3 separate regions of the Homo sapiens genome follow, and regions 2 and 3 are each linked to region 1. A link is a contact called in ENCODE Hi-C or POLR2A ChIA-PET data. All regions are on one chromosome and are shown on one strand. The core of a region is the stretch at or near the end of the contact, and the rest is flanking DNA. Distances in the headings are between cores, read along the strand shown. Region 1 overlaps LOC105377529 (a long non-coding RNA gene). Region 2 has its middle 71 kb from the start of SH3RF1. Region 3 overlaps SH3RF1 (SH3 domain containing ring finger 1).

Region 1 (4,274 bases), core at 1,288-3,787:
AGACAGTTCTATTTCTTTTTTTCCAATTGGTATACTTTTAGTTCCTTTTCTTGACTTATTGCATTAGGTGGGACTTCCATTATGATGCTGAAAAGCAGTAGTGAGAGAGGAGATGTCCTTGCCTTGTTGCTGATCTTAGTGGGAAAGCTTCTTGTTTCTCACCACTTAGTATGATGTTAGCTGTAGGTCTTTTGTAGATATTCTTTATCAAGTTGAGGAAGTTTCACTCTTTCCTACTTTATTGAGAGTCTTTATCATGAAATGGTCTTGGATCTTATCCAATGTTTCTTCTGCATCTGTTGATATAATCATATGATTTTTCTTCTTTGCTTGTTGATGTGATGGATTGCATTAACTGATTTTCAAATGTTGAATCAGTCTTACATACCTGGGATAGCTCCGATTTGGTTGTGGTATGTAATTCTTTTAATATAACATTGGATTTGATTTGCTAATATTTTAGGATTTTTGCAACCACATTCTTGAGAAATATTGGTCTGTAGTTTTCTTCTAATACCTTTGTCTGGTTTTGGTACTAGAATAATGCAGGCCTCGTAAAATGAGTTAAGAAGTAATCCCTCTGCTTCTATCTTTTGAAAGAGTTTGTAGAGAAGTGATATAATTTCCTTATTAAATGTTTGGTAGAATTCACTCATAAACCCATCTGGCCCTGGTGCTTTCTATTTTGAAAAGTTATTAATTAATTAATTCAATTTCTTCAAGAGGTATAGGCCTATTAAGATTGTTTCTTGTTGTATGACTTTTGGCAGACTGGATCTTTGAAGGAATTATCCCCATTTCATCTAGGTTATCAAATCTGTGGACACAGAGTTATTCAAAGTATTGCTTGATTATTCTTTTAATTTCTCTGGAATCTGTATGTATATATAATTGAATACATTGTTGCTATTATTATGTTGAACAAACTGTTGTTAGATAATTAAGAACAAGAAAAATAAAAATTTTCTTTCCCTTACTTATTCCTTCCTTGATGCTCTTCCTTTACTTATGTAGATGGTAGTTTCAGACCTGTATCATTTTTCTTCTCTCTGAAGATCTTCTTTTAACATTTCTGGCCAAGGATGTATACTGGCAACAATTTCCCTCAATTTCTGTCTGTCTGAGAAAGCTTTAATTTCTCCTCACCTTTTGAAGGATAATTTCACAGGGCACAGAATTCTAGGTTTGTGGTGTTTTTTTCCATCCACGCTAAGTATTTCATTCCACTTTCTACTTGCCTGCATGGTTTCTGAGAAGTCACATATAATTCTTATCTTTGCTCCTTTATAGGCAAAGTTTTTTCTCTCTGGCTTCTTTTAGGATATTTTTTCTTTACCTCTGATTTTCTAGTCTAAAAATGATATGCCTAGGTAGAGTTTTCTTTTGGAATTTATCTTGTTTTGTGTTCCCTGAGCTTTTTCAATCTATGGTTTGGTGACTGAAGACAATTTGGGGGAAATTCTCAATCATTGCTATTCAAATATTTCTTCTGTTCCTTTCTCTCATTCTTTTCCTTCTGGTGTTTCCATTTGTGTATGTCCCACTCTTTTCGGATATTCTGTTCTGGTTTTTTGTTTTTTTTTTCAGTCTTCTTTTTCTGTTTGCTCTTTAGTCTGGGAGGTTTCTACTGAGGTATCTTCAAGTTTACAGATTCTTTTTCGGCTGTGTGCAGTCTGCTAATAAGCCATCAGACACATTCTTCATTCTGATTACACTGCTTTTGAGCTCTAGCATTTATTTTTGGTTCTTTCTTGGGATTTCCATCCCTCTGCTTACATTGCCCATCTGTTCTTGCATGCTGTCTACTTTATCCATTACAGCCCTAAGCATGTTAATAATAGTTGTTTTAAATTTCCAGCCTAATAATTCCACCATCCCTGACATATTTTAGGCTGGTTCTCAGGCTTTCTCTGTCTCTTCAAACTACATTTTTGCCTTTCAATATGTCTTGTAATTTTTTCTTGATAGCTGGACATGAGGCACTGGTTAAAAGGAACTGCTGTCGATTAGCCTTTAGTAATGTGGTGGTATGGTGTTGGGGTGGGGAAGTGTTCTATAATTTCACAATTAGGTATCTGTTCTTTAGGCAGCCTGTGCCTCTGGACTGTGAACTTCACAGATGTGTCTCAGTTCCCACCCTGCACAGGTGGACTGAATGGCTAGAGTGGGTTGGAGTTGGGCATTTATTTTCCCTGGGTCAGTTAGGGTCTGATGAAACCCCAGCAGGTTAGGCTCTGGTTAAATAGTTTCTCCTGAGGGCAGGCATTGTTAAGAACACAGTTTTCTGGCGTATTTCAAAATGGTTCCTTTTCTCCTCCCCATGCCAGAAGGAGAGGATTCGTCTCCAATATTCACTGCGAGGAACTGTTTGAGCTCCTGGAGGGGGACTCAGTCCCCTGGAATATTTATTAATATCTCTCAAACTTGTCCACACTGAGCCTCCAGCAATTCATCAGTTGCAATTCAGGTTTCCCTTCCCCAACACAGGTTCCTGAGAGGTTTCAGCTTGTGGGTTTCCGCTCAGTTGCTCCATTATGGGGGCAGCGGTTTGCCCTGTGACTTCACTTCTCTTATGGATCTAAGAATAGAATTGTTGATTTTTCAGTTTGTTCTGCATTTTATTTGTGGTGGGAAACAGTAGCAACTTCTTATAAGCTAGACTGGAACCACAAGCCTATTTTTTAGTTTGGTTTTCTTTAGGTAGAATGAATGGAGGCAGGACAAAAGTGGGAATCCAAGTTTTGAAATGAGTTATTTTGAGACCTCAGGTGTCTGAATTTGAGCAGAGTGTATCGCATTCATTGGCCTTTTACATATATCCTATATCGTTATTCAGAGATTGGTTTGATTTCAACTTGGCCCTGGGGATATGAACCTAAATACGGTACATTTTGAGTGGGATCCCTGATGTGATCGGCCCTGAATGATCCTATCACATCTCAAATAAAAGTTGACTGGAAGGACTCAGATTGCCTCTCTTTGATCCCATCCTTAGGTTCTTCCGTTCCCTCCCGTGCGCTGTTTCGTCTGCGGCCCCCTCCCTTCTGGAGTTCTGTGCGTGTGCTCCGGTTGACCTGGCTCCTCTCCAGGCCTGCTGCACCGCTCATACTCGGGAACGGCCCCGCACTGTGCTCCCTGCCGGGATTGACTTTTTCTTAGTGCTCACATTTTCTTCTTTCTTGTTTTACTCTCTTGTTTGCTTGAGGACATCTTCACATTACCTATTCATAAAAATACTCGAGAAAGAGGATTTCTGAGGGTTTTCAGGTCTGGAAATATTTTTGCCCGTCTTCCTACTTAAATGATAGGTTAGCTGGCTCTAAGAATCATTTTCCTCACATATTCTACCACAGCTACCTAACGTGCACCTCTGTGTCTCCTTTTCCTCTCCCAGCTCCATGTAACTGTAACTCCTTCTCAAATGGAGCCTAGGAGGCAGAAGGAAGGGCATGCAGGGTTTTAGGTGCTGTGGGGATTCAATACAGAGAGGGCCTGTACTGGACCTGGGCCGGAGCATCCTTCAGGCCAGAGAGAGCTTGGGGCCTGAGAGGTACCTTGAGGCAAGGGTCAGAGCTCTGAGGTTACTGAAGAGAGCTTGGCCCATGGGATCCATAGACAAGAGAAAAGACAAGAAGGAGAACAACCCAGCTGATCAGTGCAGACCAATTTTTTTTTCTTTTTTTTGAGACAGTCTCTTTCTGTTGCCCAGGCTGGAGTTCAGTGGTGTGATCTCGGGCTCACTGATCCTCCGCCTCCAGGGTTCAAGTGATTCTCACGCCTCAGCCTCCCAAGTAGCTGGGGTTACAGGCAACTGCCACCACGCCCGGCTAATTTTTGTATTTTTAGTAGAGACGGGGGTTTTACAATGTTGGCCAAGATGGTCTTGAATTCCTGACCTCAAGTGATCCGCCCACCTCAGTCTCTCAAATTGCTGGGATTACAGGTATGAGCCAACACGCCTGGCCTTAGGGCAGCCAAATTTACCCAAAAGAGAGAAAGAACACACAGCTAAATTCCAACTTCACCAGCCTGGGCGACAAAGGGAAACCCCATCTCCACAAAAAATACAAAAATTAGCCAGGCATGGTGGTGCGTACCTATAATCCCAGCTACTCCAGGGAGCTGAGGATAAGGGATTGCTTGAGCCCAAGAGGTCAAGGCTGCTGTGAGTTCTGATTGCACTCCAGCACTCCAGCCTGGGTGACAGAGTGAGACCCTGTCTCAAAAACAAAACAAAACAAAAATTGAATTTTAGATCAATAATGAATAATTCT
Region 2 (4,274 bases), core at 1,115-3,614, 48 kb before region 1:
GGAACCTGTGAAAAAATGCTGATACTAAGGCTACTTCTAGTGCTGTAATAAATGGTCCCTTAGCATCTATGAAACTGTACCAGGCTAACTTGTTAACTTGTGAGTACGCTAAAATCTCAGACCCGTCACAGTTCTTGACAATTCTGGAGATGAGGATGGGAGGCTGACGGAGACGTGGCTGCTGGAACAGGAAAGCAAGGGTCTTGTAAGTGAGATAATGGGACCTAATGGAGCCCATGGGAGTTGGCAGAGGCATGTTGACTCCATTTTGTGGTCAACAGGACAATCAATGGTCTTCCACTTCATTGCCTGTTTATGAGGAGAAATCGGGAAGCTGGTTGCAGGCTGAACACCAGGAAGTAAATTCAAAGACAACTCCCCAACTACCTTGGTTGTTGCTAACTACCCTCCAGATGGAGGGCTTCCTTGCCAATCTGAGAGCAGCCTCAGGTCCACCCCATTGTAACTACTAGTACCAAGATTTGTTGTGGGTGGGCAGAAGGTTCTTCTGCCTTTTGAAATAAATGATATCAGCCACAAGGACATTGCCATCCAATGTGGAACCCTGTGAATGCCAAAGGCAATGCAAGTTCATTGGGCTGGAGTAATGAGCCATGCTCTACAAAAGTAAATGCAAAGCTTTTTTTAATGGGCAGAGCCACTCTCTCCTTCATGACTCATTGCTTTCCTCCTCCTCTACTTCAGCTTAACCACTTTAATGAGAAAAACAATTAGAGGTGAAGCTAAGGTCTCCCTGGTCCACATCAGGCCTCAAAGGTCATACTCATCTGTCCAAGTGTGCTGGAGATTTGAGGGGAAAGGAGAGACTTCCAATTTTATGGATCTATTAGATACCTATTAGATACAGGTCCCAAGTCACTGTCCTCTCTGGTCCTGTGGAAAGAGAGAATTCCCAACTTAACCAATGGAATTTGGGCAAGATTTGCAGTGGAGAAGGAAAGCTACAGTGGCCTTGTGCCAGAGCCCTTTGAGCCAATTTATGTGTGCTGTTGTGGACTCCACTGCTGAATGCATAATTATTATTAATGTTTTACATCCTTGTATTGTAACTGTCTAGAGGGGGTTCTCCTGATTCAGAAGAGTCACATTTAGAGACAAGTTAGTGAAACACATACATTGCTCTGCAGACCCCTCCCTGCACCCTTTGGGGTGTTCCAACAGAAACAATATAGACTCCCAAGGGGGAGAATAATCTTGATTAAGAATTTAAAGGCAGTAAGGATTGTATACAACAGGCCTGTATGGCCAGGAAAAAAGGCTAACAAGAGGCAGAGGCTTGCAGTAGATTATTGCCCACTGAATTCAGTTGCTGATTCCATATCCCAGCTGTTCCAGACATTGTAACTGTAATTGAATCCATTACGCAGACCAATGGCACTTGGCATGCTTACCAATGGCTTCTTTGCCATACCACTGGCACCTAAGCATCATAAACAGTTCCCATTCACATTTCAAAGCCTCCAGTATACATTTGCAGTAGTCTTCCATGAGCACCTAAATTTCTCTGCCACTTGCTACTAGTGGAGAGGAGGGGTCAGAATTTAGTGCAAGGGCCTCTACCCTCTGATGTCCATAGCTTTGGTTATGTAGATGACGTCCTGTTGGTTGGCAAGCCATAAGTGCCCGTCTCAGTGACCTTGAGAATGGTATTAGCATGCCAGCAGGTGAAGCTGCCAGCAGGTGAAGCTGATAAAACCTGACAAAATCCAGGAACTAGCTCACCAGGCAAAGTTTCCTGGGACTATTTACAGCCACACTGGTAGTCAGGGAAAAATTGCTATCTCTTCAGCACCCCACCCCCATCACCCAAAAGGATGCCCAGAACCTTAATGTACTCTTTGGATATGGGAGACAGTGTGCACCTCACTGGGTATCCCATTGTTTCTTTTCTCATATCACATCAGCATGATATGAGCAGGGTCCAAACAGACTGCATTAGAAGCTGTCCAGCAAGCTGAGACACACTCTCCAGCTTCAGGGCTCAGCAATCCTAATGAAACCTCAGCTCTATGTCTCTGCAACTGATGACTTTGCCAACTGGAGACTCTGGCAAAAGGAGTCAGGCTTCATCCAGAGCCACCTCTTGGAATTTTGGACTTGTTGCTTCCATGACATTGTGACCAGGTCCACCCTCTTTAAAAAGCAGCTCTGAGCTCGCTAGTGGGCTCTTGTCAAAAAGGAGGGCCTGACTCTCAGAAGCCTGTGAGTCTTCATCCTGTATTCTCACTTTGTGGTGGGTCAACTTTGACTCCATGACTAACACAGTGGGAAGGCCCCAACCACCTCATTTGTCAAATGGAAATAGTAGGTTCAAGAACACAGCTGGCCTGGCTCCCACAGTATCTTGGTTTTAGGTGAAAAAGTGGCAGCTGTTCCTTTGGGGGAAATTCCATCCCCATGCTACCGCCTGCAGCAAAGCTGCTGGCTCAGTGTGGTCCTGCCCTCACAGTGTTCCCCTCAGTGCCTGGGCCGGCTTCGCTGGTGATTTGGCTAAGCTGGTACCTGACAGTGTCACTGGACTATTGTGTCTGTTCAGCTTTAGCACCAGCTATGCAGAACCAAAAATAGAGGTGGTCGTTCTCCTGTGCGGGCAGAAAACAGGAGCATTCTCATCACTCTGGCCAGTACTCCTTTTGATGAAGCTAGTTATGATTTTACTGACTCTCTGGTGATCGTTGGTGGCTTAGATGCCACTTTGAAAACTATACATTAAAGACAACTATCTTTGGACCAATGAACTGTGAACTTTGAATTGTGAGAACAAATTGTGGCTGCTGCTGGAACCGCCTGGATCACTCACATAAACACCCACATTAAAGGCCCATTCTCTTGTGGGACCAACGGGGACCAAACTTGAGCCTGTACCATCCACCCTGCCACCACTGCCACCTCGATCCATCATCATTGTATAAGATGTGGCAACATCCACCGTTATAGACTTGGCACACAGTAAAGGACTCTTTGTTTCCAATGGAGAGGCTACTGCTGCATGCCAGACTGTGGAGCCTGTCACAAATGGACCCATTTGTCTTGTGGCAAGAGAGGCCACATTTCACAGGGTGTTGTCTCTGTAAACTCCTGGCAGATTGAATAAATTGAACCTTTGGCCCCTTCTGGTACCTATTGGGGGTGCCTTACCATTATTGATACTTTTTTTATATATATAATTTTTTTTGTTGTTGTTTTTTAGAGACAGGGTCTTGCTCTGTCGCCCAGGATGGAGTACAGTGGTGTGATCCTGGCTCTCTGCAGCCTCAAATTCCTGGTCTCAAGAGATCTTCCTGCCTCAGTCTCATAAATAGCTGGAACTACAGGCTTGCACCACCATGCCCAGCTAATTTTTAAATTTTTTTAGTAGCAATGGGGTCTGGTTATGTTGCCCAGGCTGGTTTCCCACCTCAGCCTTCCAAGAAGCTGGAATTATAGGTGTGAGCCACAGTGCCCAGCCTGTTGACAACTCTTTTAGGTTACAACGTTGCTGTTGCAGTGTGTACAGCCAACTACTCACACCACAGTGGCCCTTCAAACTTCTCTGTGATAAGCTTTTGGCTTTCTGGATGATTTACAGTCTGACAACAGTACACCTTTGATTGCAAAAACTATTCAACCAAGTGCTAATAGTCAAGGTATTTAGTAGGCCTTCCATGCTCCCATCATCCACAGGCCTCTGGCCATTGCAATGGCCTCCTCAAAACTGAACTCAAAAAGATTTCTGACTCAACCTCCCTGACTTCCTTCAGATTCCCACATGTGTCTAAAACAGTTTGGTCACTGAGTGAGGCTGTCCCAGAAAGTGATCATCTTCTCTCAGCTGCTTCCTAGGTAATAACTTGACAAAATGGGAGGAGACCTTTTCTGGAAATTTGGGATTCTTCTCTAGCACTTCCTGTGTATGGTGTGTCTTTCTTACTCCTAGGAGTAACCCCCAGCTGGCCAGGCTTGTACTATCTGAGTGGCCATCTGTCTCAAATGGGACCCTAAGAAGTCTGGATTCTCCTGTTGGATTGACATGTCCCGGGTCACCAGGACAATGACCACTGGTTGAATACATTGCTCAGAGTCTCCCTATGCTGGCACACATGGGCCAAAATGGAAGATATAACGCATCTCTGTAAGTTTTATAAAAATGCCCTAAGCAAAAATTGACAAATGGGATCTAATTAAACTAAAGAACTTTTGCACTACGAAGGAAACTATCAACTGAGTGAGCAGACACCCTATAGAATGGGAGAAAATTTTTGCAAACTATCCAT
Region 3 (4,274 bases), core at 650-3,149, 42 kb after region 1:
ATAAAAGTTAAAATATGTGATATGTTATCTCCTATCCCCCAGGCACATCATTCTGACATAGAGGAAAATGAAATTGATCTAATAGGAATTGGCTGTCCAACTGTCATGTTGATCTTTACCAAACACCTTATAATTTCTCTGCTTGCAAATCTTTTAGAATGCAAAATGTTACATGTATAATGGCTTCTTTTGATGCAGATCATCTGTATACTAAGTAATTCCAGAGGTGGGTAATCCTGTGGATGGTAGGAAGCACAGGTAATGTGGTTAGCAATAGCACCTCTACATTTTGAATCCTATGAGAGGCAACATGCACATTCAAAATTAAATTAAAATTATTGAGAATGGAGCGGAAAGAGGGAAGAAAAGGGCAGTTAGAATAAATTAGTCCCAAGGGATCCTTTCCAAGTCTCAAATCATAAGCCAGCCAGCTGTGATATGAAACATGACAAAAGCCCATGGGCTCTCTAGCTCAGAAAGCTGCAAGGCTGGATTCTCTGTGATTGTTAATGTATCAACAATTTAACTATATACATGGAAATACCTTGAGTTATTACTTCTCTCAGGAGACTAAGCTATCTGATACTTACAAATAAGTAACACTAGGTCTACCTAACATTTCCTTATGGATTAAGAAGAATGGCAGATTTTGAGAAGCAACATGCTAGGAAGGTTTGGTAACTTTAGAAATGTGCCACGCTGTGGTTTCTAGGTATGCTATGAATGAAGAGCTTTGTGTGTAAGAAGTGGGAATTCTATGTGAATATTTATTATGTAAATTCTCATGTGTTACTAGGTTTATTTAAGTTTCTTCTTTGCGATCCAAACTTTTCCTTGAGAGGCAAGTTTATTTTTCACATTAACCTGATATGTAAATTTCTCAGTCACCCCCACCTCCCACCCCTAGGGCTTTTTTCTCCATCCAGTTTCATGGTATCAGGTCAGTATTTGGGCAGAGGGTGTTTATCATTAACAACTAGCTAGAGTCATATTTTTGTTTAACTTCCCCTTTGCTATAATCCACCCATCCTGCCTGTTACTGTGGGTTGTTGCCAGTTTAGGATTTATTTAACATGCCTTATGTTCAGTGATATATGTTGAAATTTAGAATGTATGAAAAAAGAGCCTGTGTTTTGCTTATGAATACGTCAGTCCATCAGCACGTATTTATTCTCTGTCCCTGAACTGAAGGTCATCGTTTCTTGGCAGCATTACTAGACATACTGGGATATTAAGCCAAAAAAATAGAATAGGTTGGTTAAAGATAGATTGAGGCAAAAATTGATTCACAGTTTGATACTTAAAACCAACTTTCCTGGTCAGTTGACTATTATCTGGCAATCAGGCAGAGTTGCTAATTATTGGCACCCAGGTGCCAGATGGTAGGGAGTAATTAGATTACAACTATCTTATCTATCAGTAGCTTTAGAATGAGAATAGTAGCAATTTTCATAGCCCTTTTCAATGGTCATGAAAACATTTTAAAAGCTGATCCTATGGAATATTGTATATCTGACTCCAGAAAGTAAATTTTTGACACATTACCTTGGGGAAAAATATGTGACAAGATATTTTATAATCTTGAAAGAGAGAAGTAATATTTTAGCAACTCTGTGTCCTGTTTGTTGCATCTGGGTTAGCCATGAATGAATTCATTCTGTTCTCAAAGAACTTGTTTTGCATTGATATCACTGTTTGAAAAAGTAAGCTGTGATAGAATTCATAAGCTGGAAAACTCAACATGCTATAAAATGTGAAAACGCAGGCCCTCTTAAGTGCAACCTGAAACAAGAGTGAATTGCCTTTACCTAGCACATCTCACGTGGTTCTTGAGTCGCTGCGGAACATACCAGAGTCCTCGCTCTTGTAGGCACACCACCTATCTTTTATAGGCTTCAACTGAAAAATACACTTAGTTGGCACAAACACATGTATGATCAAAGGTGATCTGAATAAAATATAGTTTTGATTGATGAATATGCAAGGCTTTTCTTTAATGTTTGAAGGAAGAATGATATCACAGTTTTGTTAATAAAATAGAGGTTAAAGAATGGAATTGTTTCTAGTAGGCTGCGCAGCCCTAAATCAGTCAAAAGTAATGAAGCAGTTTTCTGAAACAGATTGGGTTTCCTTACGAAGGAAGCCACCTTTGTTCCATGTCACTGATGCATTCCTTATAGGTGAGGTCACTCTGCATTGCTGATATCTTCCTCCTTTCATAAAAGGGAGATGGGGACCGCTCCCAGTGCATTCCATTTCTCACAATCCTTAAAATAAGGCTTAAATGTACCTGTCCATTAAAAGCTTTTGAAGGACGAAAGCCAACCTCAGAGGCTTTGTGAACCATGAATTGACAATGAAAGACAGTATGCTTCTGTTTTTCGGATAGCCTGTTTAAGGACAAAAGAACTATTCAGTCTTACATGACTTTCATTTAGTTATAATAAAAGGGATGAGGATGGTCATCTTGTTTTGTGCACGATTTTAAGGCTGCTTGACTGAGATTATCTGAAACAATACTCTTCAGTTATTCTGACTAACAAAGTCACTGAGAGGAATGTGTGTTACAGCGTGTATACATGACTTTACGTGTATTTGTTTAGATATAATGAAATTTAAAAAGTAGTTTCCTACCTTCCACCCTCCCTGTAAAACCTAAAGGGTGAAAGCATTTTGAGGATATCAGGTTAAGCTCTATGTATTGACATAGTCTCCTAACTAACCTTCTGTCCACTTGTGTCTCCCAGAGTAGCTCCCTTGAACCTCAGTTAGTGTGACATGTCACTCTTGCTCAAAACTATGTTATATAATGGTCCATTAGACTTCAGTCGCATAACTGAGTCCTGCCCTTTTCCTCCACCTTATCTCCTCAGCTTAAGTATTCTGCTCCAGCCATACAGACTTTCTTGCTGTTTATCAAACCACCAAAGCCTAGGGCCTTTGCACTTAGTCTTTGCCCTGCCTGGAAGGAAGGTCAGCTTTTACCCAGGTCTCAACATGGCTTGCTCCTTTCCTTCAGTTTGGTCTCTTTTCAAATGTCTCTTCCTTATAAGGGTCTTCTGTGACCACCATATCCAAAAAAGCCCCACCCCTCACTCTACTGCCAATCTTCTAGCCTTGCACTGCTTTGTTTTTCTTCATGGCACTTATGTCTGTCTAAAATCACATTATACATTTATTTGTTTAATCCCTCCTACCCCCATCCCCACTACCCCACAATAGGCAGTAGGCTCCATGAGAACCAGGACTTTGATTAAATTTATTCCTGTCTGTATCCCCAGCAGGTAGAACACTGCCTAGTACATAGTAGGTTCTCAATAAGAATTTGTTAACAAATAAATCAGTGAATGGTTATACTTGATGTATGTTGATGTTACTGAGCACACCTCATGTTGAAAAATATTGCAAATAGGAGAATGACTGTTATTCATTCAGATGTTTAAATTGAAACAGTTTTAATAGATGAGTAAATTAAAGTGTCATATATGCTTATTTGGCAATTCACTTTGTATTGTTTTATGAAGATAAATGTGGAATGATTTAAAAAATAATCTTGCCGCAAGCTTTTTTTTTTTTAAACCCAAGAGATGAGCAGTATGATTCCAAACCATAGCAGCATCTCTGTTTTTAGCTCCCAGAAATGAATACAAATCCTTTATAACTGACAGCATTGGTGTACTTCAGTGTTCATACTTTTAAAGCTACCCAGAACACCAGAAAATGAGAGCATGGAAAGGAATGCTTTTTTATGCATTTCTGCAAATTTCTATGCTTAACATATTCTTAGGAAGAGAAGTGACATTGTTTTTTGTACCTAAAACTGTTTAAGGAGTGGGTGGAAACACCTATTAATCTTGGCTGTGTCGTGACTTGAGCATATTTCCTCATTTGATATAGTGTGGATTCAAATCAGACTTCAGATAATCGTTTTTTTTTCCTTTGCAAAATAATACAACCATATTGTGGGCCGATTCTGTTGAGTGTCTGGAGCCTGATGATTAATGTCAGAGATGAATTTCCTTTTTCTAATATAATCATTGCTGTATGGGTTATATGTACAACTCATTGAAATCTCTCTTTATAAGTCACTCATAAACATGACTGCAGTCATATGCCTCACAGTTACTGTACTTTAATCTGCACTTGCTTCCTCCTACGTATTTACTTAAAGAGTCACAGCTTGCTGGAAATGTATCCTTCCTACTGTTGCTCTGTGTGTCTCCAACGGGGGGATTGGATCCTTGTATGTTTTTTTAACCAGCAGATAATTGTGT

Evidence for each region. Hi-C counts contacts between places; a loop is a spot of excess contacts on that map. ChIA-PET counts read pairs that join two places held with the same protein, here RNA polymerase II (POLR2A). Pooled maps may share reads with other maps.
Region 2: a loop to region 1 is called in a pooled map, with 4 times the contacts of the local background. The contact joins two enhancer-like sites. A Hi-C loop is called at or near these places in 3 of 168 maps with a recorded cell type or tissue (astrocyte of the cerebellum, endothelial cell of hepatic sinusoid and natural killer cell), 2 of 37 single-sample maps with no recorded cell type and 3 of 50 pooled maps. POLR2A ChIA-PET finds 5 or more read pairs at or near these places in 5 of 52 experiments (AG04450, GM12878, HEK293 and 2 more).
Region 3: a map with no recorded cell type shows a loop between it and region 1 (4-fold over the local background). The contact joins two enhancer-like sites. A Hi-C loop is called at or near these places in 1 of 168 maps with a recorded cell type or tissue (posterior cingulate gyrus), 3 of 37 single-sample maps with no recorded cell type and 2 of 50 pooled maps. POLR2A ChIA-PET finds 5 or more read pairs at or near these places in 2 of 52 experiments (BJ and activated naive CD4-positive, alpha-beta T cell).

What each region holds. Positions count from the first base shown.
Region 1 is chr4:169,291,799-169,296,072 of GRCh38, reverse strand. The region is part of intron 2 of LOC105377529 (a long non-coding RNA gene); the gene reads left to right. Among named protein-coding and RNA genes, the nearest start is that of SH3RF1, 23 kb to the right of the region's middle. RefSeq lists enhancers at 2,545-2,664, 2,675-2,744. Within about 2 kb of position 2,537, at least 3 of the 41 ENCODE cell types and tissues checked have a DNase peak (open chromatin) inside an H3K27ac peak, as active enhancers do.
Region 2 is chr4:169,339,766-169,344,039 of GRCh38, reverse strand. No RefSeq gene overlaps it. Among named protein-coding and RNA genes, the nearest start is that of SH3RF1, 71 kb to the right of the region's middle. RefSeq lists an enhancer at 2,300-2,449. Within about 2 kb of position 2,364, at least 2 of the 41 ENCODE cell types and tissues checked have a DNase peak (open chromatin) inside an H3K27ac peak, as active enhancers do.
Region 3 is chr4:169,249,621-169,253,894 of GRCh38, reverse strand. All of the region lies in intron 2 of SH3RF1 (SH3 domain containing ring finger 1), which reads left to right. Among named protein-coding and RNA genes, the nearest start is that of SH3RF1, 19 kb to the left of the region's middle. RefSeq lists an enhancer at 1,526-2,725 and a silencer at 4,083-4,274. Within about 2 kb of position 1,899, at least 7 of the 41 ENCODE cell types and tissues checked have a DNase peak (open chromatin) inside an H3K27ac peak, as active enhancers do.